Linked DNA regions of Homo sapiens: region 2 is linked to region 1. Evidence: read pairs that join two places in POLR2A ChIA-PET (ENCODE). Cell type or tissue: B cell. All regions are shown on one strand. Region 1 overlaps TCF4 (transcription factor 4). Region 2 overlaps TCF4 (transcription factor 4).

The links. Peaks named below come from ENCODE experiments on the same cell type or tissue, not always from the same donor. Only the 100,000 strongest peaks of a DNase experiment are listed, where the experiment ranks them.
Region 2: POLR2A ChIA-PET joins it to region 1 with 9 read pairs; 1 of 35 experiments calls an interaction of 5 or more read pairs at or near these places.

The regions. Positions count from the first base shown.
Region 1 is chr18:55,272,365-55,277,364 of GRCh38, forward strand. It overlaps TCF4 (transcription factor 4), which reads right to left. Exons shown (of 20, transcript NM_001083962.2): 10 at 3,255-3,388. Among named protein-coding and RNA genes, the nearest start is that of LINC01929, 150 kb to the left of the region's middle. In B cell, CTCF peaks have their summits at 2,880 (motif pointing left) and 3,085; a DNase peak (open chromatin) is centred at 2,827; H3K27ac peaks cover 4,399 bases.
Region 2 is chr18:55,460,992-55,465,991 of GRCh38, forward strand. It overlaps TCF4 (transcription factor 4), which reads right to left. Exons shown (of 20, transcript NM_001083962.2): 4 at 3,085-3,146; 5 at 28-124. All of the region lies in intron 1 of TCF4-AS1 (TCF4 antisense RNA 1), which reads left to right. Among named protein-coding and RNA genes, the nearest start is that of TCF4-AS1, 11 kb to the left of the region's middle. In B cell, a CTCF peak has its summit at 4,501; a DNase peak (open chromatin) is centred at 4,520; H3K4me3 peaks cover 409 bases; H3K27ac peaks cover 1,520 bases.

The DNA of each region.
Region 1 (5,000 bases):
TTTAGGGATAAACTATAAGAGGTCCTCTTAGTCTCTTACTCCAGCTATTACTGTCTTTCCTGCTTGCTACAAAGGACATGAGGAGTGTGACAAAGTGCGAGGCTTTACATGCCCACTATTCGTTCATTTTAACTTATGATGCCCAAGAGTCCTGTATTTCGTGTCTATTAACAGAGTAATTGTTGGAAATGTTTCCATTACTGATATACTGGTTGATAATTCAAACATTAGAAAAATATAATAACTGGTGCACATAAATAAGAATAAAATCATGCTTTGGGTTTGGGCAGGATTTCACAACCTTAGCACTACTGATCTTTTGTGCCAGACAATTCTTTGCTGTGGAGGCTCTCCCATACATGACGTCATGTTTACCAGCACCCCTAGCCTCTACGCACTGGATTCCAGTAGCATCTAGCCCCTAGTTGTAACAATGAAAATGTCCCCAGACATCACCAAACGTTCCCTGAAGGGAAAAACTGCCATCAGTTGAGAATTACTGAAGTAAGGGTTTATGTTACAAAAAAATAAAAGAAAACAGAACTTCCTTTAAAGGAAAATTCCAGACTCCTAGGACTGTTTCGCCCTGTAGTGCAAAGACCATGCCTAAATCATGCCAGACAGTGAGGACTCTATCCTGTTCTTAAAAAGAACTCTGCCAAGTCATTCCAAACATAAAATCATCTACAACAACCCATTCCAAACTTTAACCGCAAACTCCATTCATCTGAGTGATTTTGTGTGGGTATGTGTAACACAGTAATGATTAGCTGTGGGATTCTGTTGGACAGGCTAAAACTGTAAAGGGGATTTAAAGACTAAACATCAGTAACTTGACAGTCGCTACTGAAATATGTGGATCTTAAGCTTTATAATTACACATTCTGTTATAACATGGCATAAAGTGATGAAGGCAATGATGTTTTTAAAATATTTTATCTTTACAGATAATATCAACTTGGCCAAATTATACCCCAAATAATCCAGGAACAGCGCTTAGCTTTTTCTTAAACTATCCCTTTGTTCAGTATGGGGCTAGCCAGATGCTAAGAATAAAATTATAAGGAACTACCATTATTTTCAACTGAAAGGACACCAACTGCTACTATATATTCAAAGTATTGTCAGTGTCAGATTCTTCTAAGTCACTTCAGTAAAAGATTTTCACATGGTTAAATACTGAAAGTACAATGACAACTAGATATAATAATTCAATAGTTTCACTAACAGTGGGAAAATTCATTAGTATACATTGCAAGATAGCTTATTCATGTCTCCTTTAAAACAAAAACTCTACTCTCTGAAATCTGTTAACTGTTCAGATGAAAAATGAAAATCCTGTGTTTCGTGATAGGTAAATGGCATTGCAAATATGGCTTCTGATATAGCCTACTGGGTTACTACTTCAAAATGATATTTTCTCTCTAGTTCATAATATTGTTTTGGTTCTGTAAAATTTTTTCTAAAAGGAATATAGTTGGTTTCCATTTTGAAATTATACTTTTTGTGCATGGAAGCACATTTTAAAGCTACTTCCCATGCAGTGAACTGGACTAGGATAAAATCAAATCGCCTAACTCAAAACTCTTGAGCATGATAGGAGAAGAAAGAAAGAAACACAGAAGGGAAGAAAAATTAATGTCAAATGGGCAACTCTTAAAAGAACTGAAATTCCAACATGCGGTATAGTGCCTAAAACTTTTATTTGTAATCAAAACTTTCCTTGCTCATAGGACACATACAGTTTTGACCATGAGTTCCCACAGAAGTGGAAAATGATGGTGCAGAAATGAAAATTTTAGCCAAAACGGATTCTAGCATAATAATAGTTGATATAGTTGATATTTCTCTAAGCTTTCACTCTAATATCTCCAAATAGGAGGTGGGAAAAGAGAAAATTTGAAAATAAGTCATCTGCTATTTACTGGAAATGTGCTGAAATGTGAGATAGTTTGTGATTTACACATTCAATCTTGGGAGGTGATACAAAAAGGCCAATACCATTTCCACTGTCTGCCTCTCAGGAATGTATAGGCTAATTGACTACTTAGCATCTCTACCACTAGGACCAACTAAATACGGATTTTCAAGGATATCAGAAATCTTAACTTCTGGAATTTTTTTGATTATTGGAGTAGGAGATCAGATCCTGTTTCTTATCTGTACTGGTTGAGCAAAAGAGAGCAAAGACCACATGAATCCAGAATGATTTCCTTTATCAGAACAGAGAAAGAAACCTAAGTGTAGATATGAGAAGAAGAAAAAGGGGCAAATGCAAGATGAATAGTAGTGATGTAAGTATCACCTGGGATCACTGGATTTCCCATATGCTTTCGCATTTGTAGGATGTGAGGTCCACATATTGTTTAAGCTATGTTCTTGCACAAGGGATTCAAGTTTCATCTTATCTGCATCCCAAATCTCACTCAAGATCTAGGCTCTTTCCTCTCTTTAATGACAGACTTAAGTTCAACAGTGGATTCTGGGCTGTGGTGATATTTAAGGCTAGAAGAAAGTCAGCTGAGTTGTTTCCTCCAGGATAAAGAGACATACTATGATAGATGAATGTAGGTGATGGACAGAGTGGAAATGTTTAGTAATGAAAGACCTAACATTCTAGAGCCCACCAGTTTTCACCTGGAGTGACGCAAAACACAGTATGAGTGGCAGGCTGGGATGGGAATTAAAGTTAAAATACTGAAAAATGGGAATCTGATCTATGTAGAAACCTCATGGTTTCTCTTACTGATGGAAGTCTACAGAAAATACAAACTCCTTCTTTTGGATACATCACAACAGGCCAAAGCTGACATAGGCCAGTCAATGGGAAATGAAATGCTCCTGGGTGATGCATATAATCTACCGACTGTCACTCTGCCCTCTGCAGTACATCTTTTGAAACTACAGATAGAAAAAAAAAAAAAAAAAAAAAAACCAGGAACCACCATGTTAAGATTCTACAACTTAAATAGGTATCTATTTATGTACCCAAGGAAGCTGACATTGTGATAAAGAAGGCACAGAGCAAAACACAATAAACAAAAGAACAATGCCAGAGAGAATCTGGAAGAATTTACAAAGGTGATTTGAACCTGTTATGTCTTTGATCACAGAAACAATACAACTTAAGAATAATGGGTGTGTGCCATTTTTGCACTTATTTGCAGAGTCCTTGTGTATATGCATGGAAAGACAGAGGACGAGGTTTAATCAACTAGCTGTGACATTCCCGTTACCGTGTATGTCTGCCTTACCAAACGTTCATGTGGATGCAGGCTACAGTAGCTGCTGGACTGTGGAATATGAGAAGAGTTGCCCAACATTCCTGCATAGCCAGGCTGATTCATCCCACTGGAGGAGCTCCAAGGGTCACTGCTGTGATGGCCATCTGTAAAGGACAAAGACAACCATGACTTTCTGAGGCATTCAGCCTTGCCTTATAGAATAGGGTTTTTTCATATACTTGAAAATGACTGCCTGTTGTGTTATTCATCTTTGTGTTGGTTAGCTGATTACATCAGAAGACAGTCATCATTTCTTCCCAAGTGGCTCTATATTGTCAAACAAATATAAACACTTAAAAAAGTTAAAGTGTTCTTGGTAAAAATTGAACTGTAAAAGAACAACAGAGTATATTTCTACCATGAATTATGTCAAGTCGCAAGGTAATTACTGCTAAAGGAAACATTTCTTAGAAGTCTTCTAACTGTTTTTTCTATGAAAACCAACTAAAAAGTTAAATTGTTCCTAAACTTTGGGGTGAAAAGTACTTGAGAAATTACAAAGTTGACAAGTTTTAAAAGCATGTAAAGAAGTATTAATTTTAAAAAATCTCAGATTGAAAATGTTTAATTTCATTTTTAACATATACAATAAATAGAATTAAAGTTGGAATTATAATTATATTACGGCATGCAGAGAAGATGAATCTCAAATATATAGTTCTTAGGATATTTTATTTTTATTTTTTGGTGTATAGGTATATAGCTATCTTAAACCTTCAGTAGCAATCCAAAGGGTACAAACATGCCCTAGGTAGCTATTATATTACAGATATTTTTGAGAGTCTCTGGATTTTATAAAACGATTTATGAATTATAGAGGTTTAAAATTATATAAAGTATCTTTCAACATAAGGTTAACCTTTTGTTAACATTCTTATTAAAAACATCCCTACGGATTTTTTCATTCTCTGGGCCTATTGGCCTACAGGTTATTATTAATGATTGCTAATGTTTAGGTTTGGTTTCCCAAGCCTAAGGGAAAAGATGATCTACATTACTGCTAAATTCATTCATTTTTTCTTTGTTTCAATAGTTTAACAAAAAGTATTGAGTACTAGGTATACACTAGGCCATCAGCTGGCTGTTAAATGTATAGCAGATATTGCTTCCTTGAAAATAAGATTATTTTCACCATAACATTTTATATAGTAAAGGCCTATTAAAAAGTTAGGCAATAGAAAAGTTAAATCTGACACTGTATTTCGTGAAGCTCTTTTTCATTGAGTTCTTAAATCCGGAAGTTAGAATTTTGTAACTGGACTCATTTCATATTGGGAGGAATAGTTTGCAGATTCCTCTCTTTAAGAACCATGCAAGCAAAATCATGTCTGTGATTTTGACAACTTCAGAGTTTTAACTAGAAGATGGAAATTGAAGTTACAAATAAGAGGCCACAGTAGTGAGTTTACAATATGCCCCAGACAGTTTCTGAACATCTTTCACCTTAATTGCATATTCCTTCAAGTCTTGAATTCTCAGGGCACCAAGTACCCCTCTACTGAAAGGAAGCTGATGTGGGACAGGACCATGATGCAACTGTTTCTGTGGCCATCATGTGAAAACACATGATTTTTTTTAAAGTTATCATTCATGTACTTGAGCTTTAGTCCTTAGATTACAGAGGTTTAAATGTCACCTTAAATTCAAATATGAAGTTCAAGATCACTAACATTTTAAATAGATGGCACATATGACAAATAAATTGAAAACATATAT
Region 2 (5,000 bases), 190 kb after region 1:
TGTAAGTTAATTTAAAATGGGTCTTACTTTGTATTCTGGAATTGACAAAAGGTGGAGAGAGATTGTCATGTGACCCAAGGTCCCTGCTGGTCATGTGGTCATAGGGAGTCCCATCTCCATAGTTCTGTAAATAAAATGACAGTGTAAGTTATTATTTTATATTAATAAACAGCACATAAACAAACATAGCTCCACTACCAAAACTTCTCCCCTCCAAAGAAATTGGAGTCCACTATTCCCTCCCTGGAACTTCACTAGAAGGAATCTGCACTTTCACAGGTATAGTGGCTAAAAGAAAGCTCTAGAGTCTACGAAGTCCAAATTTTCCTCATAATAGCTGAGAAATCTTAGGAATAATAATAATGGTATCAACTGCATGGAGTTGTTGACATGATTAAATAAAATAGTGTATGTAAGACACCAGACACATACAAAGTATATTGCTTATGTTAAAAATTATTATTTTAATAAGGCCACATTAAAGCAAAATTGTGCCACAAGGGAAAATTAGGCATAGCATGCAATGAATTGCTTTTCAAAGACCAAGATAGAGCCATTCAAACAATAACATTTGGTGTTAGGATACTGAAGTTTCAATGTTTTATTATAGTTACTATTGTGGTATTGTGGTTGTAAGAGAACTAGATTGTCACATAAGTAATTAACACATAAGAAAGTTAAGAATATTAGGGTTTAACTAGGATATGAACATCAAAACATTAGCATAAATTAGCATTTCTGGAGTTGGACAAAGCATGTCACAAAAAACAACCAGTTGTAAGGCAGACAAATTTTGACAGAAATATTTCATTATTACAATCAGCTTATTGTTTTAAGGGGAATTTAAAATTAAAACAATGTTCTTAAGCTGTCCAGTTACTTAATTTTAATGGGGAAATTTGATAACGCAATAGGAAAGAGTTAAAATCATCTATACTACATGGTTCAACTTTCAGTCTACTAAAGTGCATAAAGTGACCAAAAAGGGGGGAAAAAGTCATTCTGCTCAGCTGGTGGAACTGCCCATGAAAGTCTAAGTCAAATTTACTCAGAGGTATCGGTTGCATGTGAGCCAAAGGGCAAAATCTGCCCACACAAAAGAGAGGGCTGCTGCATGAACAAGGAAAAGACACATCCCCTCAACCTTAAGGAAAACTACCCCGTTCTCAATCACCTTTCCTCGTGTATAACAATTAACTTGCCTGATACTGTAATCTAATTCTGCCAACATGTCCATCTATAAAAAGAGGCTACATTTTAAATACCCATCATAGTACACTCACTCACTCTATACCAGGCATTGCATAATGCTAATTATCACTTATTAAGTGTCCTCATCCTAGATAGTGTACTAAAAGCTTAATATATATTATCTAATTTAATCCTCAGCACAGTGCTGTAAGGTAGACACTATCCCCATGTTAAGATGAAAAAAGAGAGACCTTGAAAGTACGCCTGGGTATAAATCTGCCACAAATGATTTGTCTCATGCAAACTTCTGGATTTAGAAAATATAAATTACACAAAATTGGTTTGAAATTATTCACCAATATATTCCTTGAGAAAAATGGCAGGACAGCTAACAAAAACCAAAAGCTAGTTAGTTTTAATCCTAAATTAAGATGATTCTAAACAGACCTTGTTTTCTGAAACACAATTAAAAGTACCATGTGTACTGAATGGATAAATCATAAGAAATTGTGAAAATCTGGATGAACTAAACAATTGAGGGGAGTTCTATGATCTCCACTTGCTGTCAAGGGGAATGGATTTATTTCTGCAAGTGCAGACTGTAACATGAGGAGGAGGAAAGATTTCCTCAACCCATCCATATAAAGCATTAGAATGTCAAGCTCGACAGCTGGTGTAAGGGCTCACAAAGTTACTGGTAAGCTTAGAGATCCTGCTGTACCCTGAACACTAGACTAAGGATCACAATGCCAAGGACAGGTGGAAATGTCTAGCTCTGACTTGCTGAAATGCCCTCATTTTGACAGCTTGATTACCTTCCCTGCCTCTTATGCCAAAATGGAACCTTCCCCCAACCCAAATTTGTGTGAACACTTACAGTAAAATGTTACCCTCCCTGCAGAATGCTTCATCTATATATATATAGCTGGTTGGGAAAGGAAGACATGCTGGTTTTACCATGTACACGAAGTGTACTTTTAATCTGGGGCATTGTATGTACATCATAAAAACTGACATGGATTTTAGAGGGCCTAGCAATGATTCAGTTAAAGAAATTTCATACAAAATCATGAATATTTAAACTGGAAGAAACACAGATGATCCTCTGGATCTACTTCCTCATTTTGCAAAATAAGAAAATGAGGACCCAAGAGGTGAAATGACATGCCCAAGATCATATACATACAAGAAACACGTATTGCTTAACCACCCACCCAACTCTTATTCCATGGTCTTCCTATTACATTCCTATTACATTATATTCCTTGGGTCTTCCCCAAGAAACAACCAATGCATGTAGGAAAACTGTGGAGAAGAATAGCAAAAAGTTGAGGGCAAATAAATGAATGATCCATCTAGTGATCAAAGTCCCTACTGGTGGAATGATAACATGTCTACATAGCGAAATCAACTCAGATTCAGTACGTAGATTATACTGGTAGGATAGAACTTCATAGTGTATCTTTGGGATTATTCAGTAGTCTATTCACACCAATACCTTATAGGGATATTAGGAATTTTTTTAAGTTTTTCCATCTACAACAAACAGCATTATGTAATATGGATCAATAACTGACAAAAGAAAGACCAAACATGTAACGAAGGAATTTTCTTCTGGTTAGCAGAAGTGGAACAGGTGTCAAATTGAATAACAGCATCCAATAAGAGAATGGGGGAAAAAAATTCCAAAGTCAAGCTGATCCTCATTAAACTTAGTATGCACATATATGCGTGTGTGTTTGTGTGCGTGTGCATGCCCATGCCTCTGTGTGTGTGTGTGTGTGTGTGTGTGTGTGAGAGAGAGAGAGAGAGAGAGAGAGAAACACACCTTCTGTTTGTCAATTTACATATGTGGGATGTCTGGTTGTGGGAGAAAAGATTAGATATACTTACCCTGGACGGGCTTGGATGTCCTCCATTCCCCCAGGACCCTGAGCTACTTCTGTCTTCTACATCTAGGGACAAGAGAAAAGTTCTTTAGGCTTTCTTGCAGTAATTTTTTCTTTTTGTATATGCACTTTCAAATTAATGTTTCAAATTAATCTCCTGTTGCCTTTAATTAAGAACCAGGCACCGGGCTACCATGATGATAGTGGCTTCTGACCCATCTACTTAAATTAACTCATTTAAATTCACAGTAGAAATGAACTGGACCCTCAGGAACCAGAGGTATAAACATAAAAATTACTTCCATCCTTCACAGTGTTTGATAGCCTCAGTCTTTATAGATGTGAAACTGTACTTAAAGTTTTATTACAATCTTTTGGATAAAATAAGTTTAAAAATGCACTAACATAACTTTAATGCAAAAAAAGTTAAATTAAGGTAAATATCCACACTAACACCTTTAGCATCCTCGCCATAATGCTCTTGGATCCTTTTTGTTCCATAGCCCAGGCTTATCACAGAAGACACCAGACATGCAACAGAAAATGAGACTGAGAAAGTATTCAGTAGTCTATTTCCACCAGCACATTACAGGGATATTAGGACTGAAACAAAACTTTTTTTTAGGTTAAGACAATACTGTCTCTGTCTTTCCTTTTTTTTTTAAACTAGACATACCATTTGGTCTATAATCCTTAATCTGGGTTTTGATATGTGGAAATGAATGTGGTTATTCCATTATAAAGCAATGTTTTGTTTTGATAGATGACAGTGAAAAGACCTACATGAACCATCGAAAAGTTGGAATTCTAAACTCAATACCAGCAAAGTTTTAATGCTGAGTAGATTACGAAATGTTCCATCCACGCTCCAAATGGCAAATACGCAGGATGGAAAGTCTAACAGCTAAGTTACCATATTAATTGCTTAAAACATAAAAGTGTTTTAAAGATCAGTTGCTCTATATTTAGAAATGGCTGTGAGATTTTTGATGAAAGGGCCTTCATAAGTATAAAAAGTTTCACTGTTATATTATTTTGATCACGGCTGATAACAGACGGCCATCACAAACACCCTCTGACAGAAGTGGAGGAGGAAGTGTGAAACTAAGGTTCAGGAGACACAATCCCATTTATTGTGTTTCCTCACATTTCAGTGATACTGTTTATTCTCTTAATGCTCTACTGTCATTCCTTTTATTATTACTGCTATTTTATTATCAGCAGAAGTAATCATAGTATAATTAATTTATTTATTTTGGGATACAGTAGAGTACATGGTGTTTCAGAATATCTTAAGAGATAGAAAAGCAACAACAACTAAGTTATTACCATTAAATTAACTTCTCTTTTTTTTTTTAATGACAAATATTATTTCACTTCCTTTTAGTTGGTGCTTCAGCAGATAACACAAACTGCAAACAGATGTCCCCTATGGACAGTTTAAATCAGTGCACTGTGAGCTTCAAGGCATGTCAAGAAAGCTCTCGGGACTGCACCAAGCCTAGAGAAAAGGTGTAAAACCTTCCCCAGATCTGCTGTTTAACAATCCAACATGCTGGCCTATCCTGTATATGTTGAACTGAAGCACACAAAGAAGCTACTTACAACCCTCTGGGATTCGCACATAAATAAATTTTGTAGCCTACACGGTTCTCTTAATTCTTAAACAAAAACCAAATATTTTCAGCCAAAATAAAAAGTGTATAAATAACAAAATCTCTCAACCACTGCAAGCTTTTAAAAGTCTGGCGCATCTTGACTTTCTTTTCACCTATAACAGCCAGCTTGGATTCATTTGAGAGATTTCTCCTCTTGAATTTGGCCAAAAAGTAATGGAGGAACAGATTTGAATCCCTATAAGTACCATAAGATTTCAAATTGTTTGGACTCATTTTATCTTTTCAATTTTAAAAGAGGATT